Regions from separate parts of the Mus musculus genome. Here region 1 is linked to region 2. The links are chromatin contacts, found by POLR2A ChIA-PET in ENCODE. All regions are on one chromosome and are shown on one strand. The core of a region is the stretch at or near the end of the contact, and the rest is flanking DNA. Distances in the headings are between cores, read along the strand shown. Region 1 holds the start of Msrb1 (methionine sulfoxide reductase B1). Region 2 holds the start of E4f1 (E4F transcription factor 1).

The links. ChIA-PET counts read pairs that join two places held with the same protein, here RNA polymerase II (POLR2A).
Region 1: POLR2A ChIA-PET joins it to region 2 with 10 read pairs in Patski. The contact joins the promoter of Msrb1 here to the promoter of E4f1 in region 2. POLR2A ChIA-PET finds 5 or more read pairs at or near these places in 2 of 5 experiments (Patski and embryonic stem cell).

Annotation. Positions count from the first base shown.
Region 1 is chr17:24,734,423-24,738,120 of GRCm38, reverse strand. Msrb1 (methionine sulfoxide reductase B1) reads right to left here and starts at 1,528. Exons shown (of 5, transcript NM_013759.3): 1 at 1,359-1,528. The coding sequence starts at 1,413. It overlaps Rpl3l (ribosomal protein L3-like), which reads right to left. Exons shown (of 10, transcript NM_001163945.2): 8 at 2,609-2,704; 9 at 2,280-2,399; 10 at 1,978-2,121. The coding sequence ends at 2,065.
Region 2 is chr17:24,452,787-24,456,789 of GRCm38, reverse strand. E4f1 (E4F transcription factor 1) reads left to right here and starts at 1,398. Exons shown (of 14, transcript NM_001301784.1): 1 at 1,398-1,655. The coding sequence starts at 1,502.

The DNA.
Region 1 (3,698 bases), core at 279-2,778, 280 kb before region 2:
CAATCCTTCTGCCTGAGCCTCCTATCCCCTGGCATTACAAATGAACCACCACACCTAGATAACATTTTCACTTACAGACAAGACAATGGAAGCCAGTGCTGCAGACACACAATACAGTACGTGGCCAAGAGAAAACTCCCAGAAGTCGGATAGTGGCCTCCCTTTACCCTTAGACAAGCTCCACACAGTAGGGCTCCTAACTGCCAGTGTAACCACTTGGTCCTCTTTCTCAAGTGGGCATCTCTGCTAGTCAACAGTCTTGGATACCATGGATATCAGCTCCGGTCTTAGGAACAGACTGGCCCTAGAGGACAGTCTTCCAAGCCAAATAGGGAACCCCAGAAAACAGCAGCTGGGAAGAAAGGTTTCAACCTGTCCCCAAAAGATCACATGAGTGGAAGGGGTAAGGATGGTTGCAAAACTGAATTACATAACTGTTTGAAAGACTTAAAAATGGGAACCTGCAGGGTACTGAATCATCGGTCACCCACCACTTGAGGACAGACACCCTGGAGTCTGAACTGTTCTTTCAACCTGTATCAGGAACTGGAGAGGAAGCAAAACTGAGTGAGTGTCTAGCTTGCCAGGGTAGCCTGAGGGCAACTGGAGTGTTGTAGCCAAAAAGAATTCAAGGGAGGTCTCTTCCCAGCAACCCTGTATTACAACAACTGGCTTATAGAGGTGCCCATTGTCACAGCCCTGCCCTCTAGAGGACTGACATCTAACAAACAGATCCTGCCCCTGGAACGCCAGTGCCATAGTTTTTACCAAATTAGTCCAGATCAGCAGAACCCAGCAAGAAGGGAGCCAAGCAACGTCTCTCACAGTACTGGTCAAACTTCATTTATGCTGGCAAGAACCCATTGACAACCAACGCAGAGGACGGAGAGACATCTGGGACAGCACATTCCGGATTGAACAGCAAGTGCAGAGCTTGTCCGCTCATCCAAGCAAATCAGGGGTTGCAGGCGGGGGGGTGGGGTGGGCGAGGGGGTACATTGTCAGGGCAAATTCCAACACTGACCTTGGACCACATACCACCATCATTCCGCTCTAAAGTTCAGACCACTCTGACACCATCCGGTGGCATCACCCTTACGCATCTGGCCCAGAGAATCCCCCAGAGAGATCTACATTTGAAGTTCAAGGCCTGTCCCCCTCGAGAACAGAGTCTACCGGAATGTCCCTTCTCCTCTCAAGTCCTCCTGCTCCAGAATGCCCTGGCCACCCAGCTCCCCTCCTCCAAGTTCTTTTTTCCCAGGCTCGCTTCTCCTCGGCAACCACACTAGCCCAGTCCCGGTTCGGGAACTCCACAGCTCCCCAGGAGGCAATGTATGCTTTAATGCCACGGGGTGTACCTGGCTCGAAGTGATTCTGGAAAACCTCGCCTCCGAAGAAGCTGCAGAACGACATGGTCGCGACGGGACAGGCAAAAGCTCCCAGCCAGGTCCGGGTAAAACCCTAAGATCTGGACTCAAACCCGACCCAGTCCCAATAACCAATCACTTTCCGATTCGCCATAAGCCCCGCCCCTAGAGGGGACCAGTCACTCTTGGATTCCCCACGGCCGCCTCCTAGCAGCCCCGCCCTCAAGGAGTCTCTCCTCCCATAGGCCCTAAACCCCACCCATCCAGCCAAGTTTACCCAGAGATCACGTCCTTACTTCCGCCTCTAGAAGGCCCCGCCCAGGGAGCCGCTCCCAGGAAGCTTAGCTGTTAAGATGAAGGCCAAACCTATGCTAAGCTCCAGTACAGCGGCTAGGCTATAAACATTGGTACTAGCCAATGGTAGCTACTACTAATACCATTGTGCAACTGGCGTGGAGGCGCATCTACCCAGCTGTATCTATAGCCCTCTTATCTGGCGCTAAACCTTGCGCCCGCGTCTGGGATCACCCAACCTCCGACCCAGGCTTAAGATCTACATCAAGCCTCCCAGGGAATGTGGAAGAGAGACAGACACACAGAGACAGACAGAGAGAGTTGCCTCAGGACTTTATTGAACAAAAAGGACCGGACAGATAGCAAGAGTGCTACATCCCAGGTGTGCTCCATTCCAGACATCTTACATGTTTCCCAAGGTCTCCGGCTTCTCTTTCTCCAGATGTTTCTTTTGGGGACCCTGGTTAAGGTGAGGAGACAAGATGAGAGTTAGTCAGGAGAGTCAGTCAAGAAATACTACCTACGGCCAGTGCCAGGGCCACCTAGGGCCTGCTCTACTGGTTTGCTAAAAAGGCCCCTTCTTCTAGTTCCTCTCTGGAACAAGTGGGACTAGCTCACCATGAAGGCCCTCTTCTCCTGCGCTGTCTGAAAACATCCGTGGCCAAACTTAGAAGTGGTGTCAATGAACTTGAGCTCAATATTCTCCAGGGCCCTGCGGCTGTGGTGCACCAGAAGGGACTGGGTATCCAAGAGAGAAGAGATGTCAAGGACAGAGGGCCCCGACTCCTCCTGTGACCTCCAGTTCACACCAAGGAGGACTCAGTCAATCCCTCGCTCTTGCCAGACCCCCTTCCTTTACTCTCCCACCACACAACCCACCACAGAGCACGCTAAAGGACAGAACAGGCCACTGGAGTCCACTCCCCAGCTTGCCAAGCAGCACTGACCTTTCTCAGAGTGATCACTCGCTTCTTGGTACCTGCAATGCAGCCCTTTAACATGATGAAGTCATTGTTCACTTCCCCATAGTGGGGGAAGCCACCCTACAGGGAGACAGACCACACCAAGCCAGGAACAGGGCAGCCAAGTTAGGAGGCTGTAGTGGGAGGGAGCCCTATGCGCAGACCCCAGGGTGCAGGGACAATACCTTCCCACTGGGTCACTCCTCAGGGGGCAGTAACATCTCAACTGAATACTAAGTATCTTTCCTGTGTCATCTCATTTAACAATATGCCTTTTTGTGGGCACACTGATGCTCAGAAGTTTGGGTTTGCTGAGCACGGTGGTATACACTCGTAAATCCAGCACTTGAGAGGGGGATATGAGATCACTTTGAGTTGAAGGCCAGCTTGGGTACCAGAGAGAGCCTCACTAGAGAGCTCAGTTTGAAACATTCTAGACTAGCATGAGACCCTGTGTTCCATCCTGAGCACTACCTTAATAAACGGCTTTAGCCGAGTGGTACTGACACACCTTTAATCTCAGCACTTGGGAGGCAGAAGATGGAGGATTGTTTGAGTTCAAGGCCACCCTGGTTTACAAAGCAAGTTCCAGGATAGCCAGTGCTATACATAAAAACAACAAAACAGGGTATCGTGGCATAAGCTCTCAGCACTCAGATGGTAGAAAAAGGAGAATCAGAGGCTAGAGAGATGGCTCACTGACTGTCCTTCCAGAGGTCCTGGGTTCAATTCTCAGCAAACACATGGTGGCTCACAACCACTGTAATGAGATCTGGTGCCCTCTTCTGGCCTGCTACATGCAGCAGAACACTGTATACATAGTAAATCTTTTCCCAGAACACTGTATACATAATAAATAAATCTTTCTTTTTAAAAAAAGGAAAGGAAGAGGAGAATTTTCAAGATCATTCTCAGCCATATAGGGAGCTGGAGCCCAACCTGGGTTACATGAAATGCTGTATGTATTTTGTTGTTGTTTTTGTTGTTTTTTGTTTTTCGAGACAGGGTTTCTCTGTGTAGCCCTAGCTGTCCTGGAACTCACTTTGTAGACCAGGCTCGCCTCCAACTCAGAAAT
Region 2 (4,003 bases), core at 149-2,648:
TCTAGAACTAAGTCAGGCATATTCCCAGCACCAAGTTACCGGGGCCACCGAGTTACTGGCCACAGGGAGCTACAAAGCCAGACCCTGTCTCAAATCGACCAATGAACCAATCAGTTAACCAATTTTGGTGATAAGCGCTCAACTCAGTCGGTGTACTAAATGTCACAAATGGTCACTTTTATGTATACTTTTCAATACTTTTCATATACCGAATAAAAGTCTTGGGGCTGGCTCGCTGGCTCAGTGGGTAAGAGCACTGACTGTTCTGAAGGTCCTGAGTTCAAATCCCAGCAACCACATGGTGGCTCACAACCACCTGTAATGAGATCTGACGCCCTCTTTTGTTGTGTCTGAAGACAGCTACAGTGTACTTATAATAAATAATCTTTGGGCCAGAGTGAGTACAGACTGAATGAGCGAGGTTGACTAGAGCAAGCAGAGGTCCTAAATTCAATATCCAACAACCACATGAAGGCTCACAACCATCTGTACAGCTACAGTGTACTCCTATACATAAAATAAATCTTTACAAAAAAAGTCTTTGGAAAGGAGCACTCGAACTATCTCCAAATGGAGTTCTTTCTCATGCCCAGGAAATTCTGACATTGCAACCCAGGTCTGAGTCCAGGATTCTATATTGGGTAGCAACCCTAAAGAGTTCAGATTCTCTGGGCGGCTAAGAACACATTGGCTGTGTATCTAGGTTCATTTCCCAACACCTACATGTAACTTCATCTGTAATTCCAGTTCCAGGTCAGACACCCTCTTCTGGGCCCCACGGGCGCTAGGCATGCACGTGGTGCACAGACATGTATGCAGACAAACCATACTACATTAAAAAAACAAAACAAAAAAGTGAGAGAAGGGGTTGGAGAGATGGCTCAGCGGTTAAGAACACTGACTGCTCTTTTGAAGGTCCTGAGTTCAAATTCCAGCAACCACATGGTGGCTCACAACCACCTGTAAAGAGATCTGACGCCCTCTTCTGATGCGTCTGAAGATAGCTACAGTGTACTTAATGAATAAATCTTTAGGCCTGAGCGAGCAGGGACTGAGCAAGTGGAGTTGACCTGAGCAAGTGGGGCAACCAGAGCAACCGGAGCAAGCAGAGGTCCTAAAAATTCAATTCCCAACAACCATATGAAGGCTCACAACCAGCTGTACATGTACTCATATACATAAAGTAAATAAATCTTTTTTTAAAAAAGTGAGAGAAAGGGAGAGTTCTTACTCCACGGATAGTTCACTTTGGACCAAGTCCTGCCAATTTAACACAAGCCACGCCCACTTCCGCCCTGATGTCTGGCGCTGATGGCTCTCAAAGAGCCAAGCTCCACCTCTACTGACGCGCTAGACCGCAACCCATAGCCCCGCCTTTTTGCCTGTCCGTCAAATTCGTTTTTGTCCCGCCCCCTGCCTGTCGGACACGCAGCCCTCGGTGCGGCCCGTTGTTATGACGACATGGTCGTAAATCCGCCATCTTCCTGTGGCGCGTTGCGACATGGAGGGCGCGATGGCAGTGCGGGTGACGGCCGCTCATACGGCAGAAGCCCGGGCCGAAGCCGGGCGTGAAGCGGGCGAGGGCGGGGTTGCGGCGGCGGCGGCCTTGTCCTCCGGCGGCTTCCTTGGGCTCCCAGCGCCCTTCAGCGAGGAAGGTAACGAGCCTACCGAAGCCTGGTGCGGCCGGGGTGCGGGCGGCTCTGTCCGGGCTGCGGTGTACGGTCTCGCCCGGATCCTGGCTACTCGAGTGTCTGTAAACCTTCACAACTCTCACAGGTTTCCCTTCGGACTGCCTCTAACCCGTTGGGCCAGATGCAGAGGCTCACAGGGAGCCCATTTCTCCAGCCCCTTGGGGTCGATCTGGCCAAACAAACATCGCTCGCTCCTCTTCAGCGCCCATCAGCCCTAGCTTCTGCTTCTCCTCTGCCACTCGGGCCTTAGTTCGGGCGGAGCTGGAGACTGGAGGCGGGGCCGCTCTGTCAGACAGGGATTAGGGACCTGACCTGGGGAGGCGGCACCGCCCCACTGAGGACCTGGGCCTTCCCTACGGGGTGGAGCAACGCTTCCAAGAATGTGCGGAACACCCCCCGCTCAATCCGACTTGTACCATTACTTAAACCAAGCTCGAAAGGCGAACTATCATTACTACTATTCACTTCAGAGATGGAGATAATTGAGGTTCAAGGTCGTCCATCTGGTTCCTGTCAAGGATCAGATTGGAGCCGGGGCTGTAACTCCTCTCTTAAACCCTTTAATTTTTCCTAGGAGTATGGCAAAGAGTTAAAATCGTGTCTGTATGCCGAGGGCTGTGTTGGCACCAAGGATTACGTCTCTAGGTGCTGATATTTTTTAGAGGTGGTTTGGGTATCTCCTGTGCATTAGTTCCACGGAGCTGTAGATTTGATCAGACAGGAAGTGGTTTGACAAGTATTACTGGTATATTGCTGCTCTTTGTCATGAAAGAACTCAGTCCCACTGTAATTTTTTTTTCCCTTATTTCAGCTTGGAGAGAGTCAGTTACCGTCTCAGGGAACTCTTTGGAGTTTCTAGGTTTTTTGTTTGTTTGTTTGTTTGTTTGTTTGTTTGAGACAGTGTTTGTATAGTTCTGGCTGTCCTGGAACTCACTCTGTAGACCAGGTTGGCCTCGAACTCAAAAATCTGCTTGCCTCTGCTTCCCAAGTGCTGGGATTAAAGGCATGAGCCACCACTATCCAGCTGAGTTCCTGGTTTTTGTTTTTGTTTTTTAAAGACAGGGTCTCACTATGTAGATTTGGCTGGCCTTGAACTCACAGAGATGGTCCTGACTCAGTCTCCCCATTGCTGGGATAAAGGCATATGCTTGTAGGTTCTTGGGTCTACTTATGACATTGGTTCTCAGACTTCCTAATACTTCCATCCTTTAATACAGTTCCTTATATTCTGGAACTCCCAACCGGAAAGTTGTTTTGTTGCTACTTCATAACCGCAAGTTTGCTACTGTGCTGATTTGTAATGTAGATATTTGGTAGCAACCCCAAGGGGTCGGGACCCACCTGTTGAGAACCTCTGGTTTATGGTCTTAGTGTGAAATGGGATAGGTGTGTCCTTTTCTGGGTCAGGGACTCTTTGAGTATCAACATTTTGGTGCTGAGTCAGACTCTAAATGAGTGGGGTGGGAGGGGTAAGGCTCTTCGGTGTTTAGTTTGTGTGAGCAGAGTGGAGGGCACCACCCTCTTTCAGGTGGCCTATGGGCCAGTCATAGCTTGGGTTTGACCTTTTATTTGATCATTAATTTGTCATTGACTCCTCCTTGTCCCAGGCTGGGTTTGACTTTGATGTGGGACTGACTATAAGACAGTGGAAACAAGACAGACTGTTTTGGAAGCTTGAGTCTGGCTGGCTCAGCTCAGTGACCTTGAACCCTAGTAATCTCTCTAGGATAAACTAAGTCATCTCTTTCCCCAGGATGCTGGCATGATTTGGTTAAATTCTTAAGTGCTAAGTTGGAAGGATGGCTCAGTAGCTAAGAGTACTTGTTGCAGCTGAGCTATGGTGGTGCATGCCTTTAATCCCAGCACTTGGGAGGCAGAGGCAGGTGGATTTCTGAGTTTGTGGCCAGTCTGGTCTATAGAGTGAGTTCCAGGACAGCCAGGGCTACACAGAGAAACCCTGTCTCAAAAAGAAAAAAAAGTACTTGTTGCTCTTGCAGAGGACCTGGGTTCAATTCTTAGCACTTATACAGTAGTTAACAAATGTAAATGTTTGTAACTCCAATTCCAGGTGATCTGATACCTTCTTTTGTTCTTTGTGGGCACCAGCCACACATATAGTGTACCGACATACATGCAGGCAAAACACCAACACATGAAGTAAAAATAGATAACTCTTAAAGCAAAAGGGGGAGAGGGCAGGAGTGGTGGTGCACACCAGCACTGAGGAGGCAGAGGCAGAGGCAGGCACATCTGAGTTCAAGCCATCCTGGTTCTAAGTAGTGAATTTCAGGACAGCTGTGGCCATGTAGAGC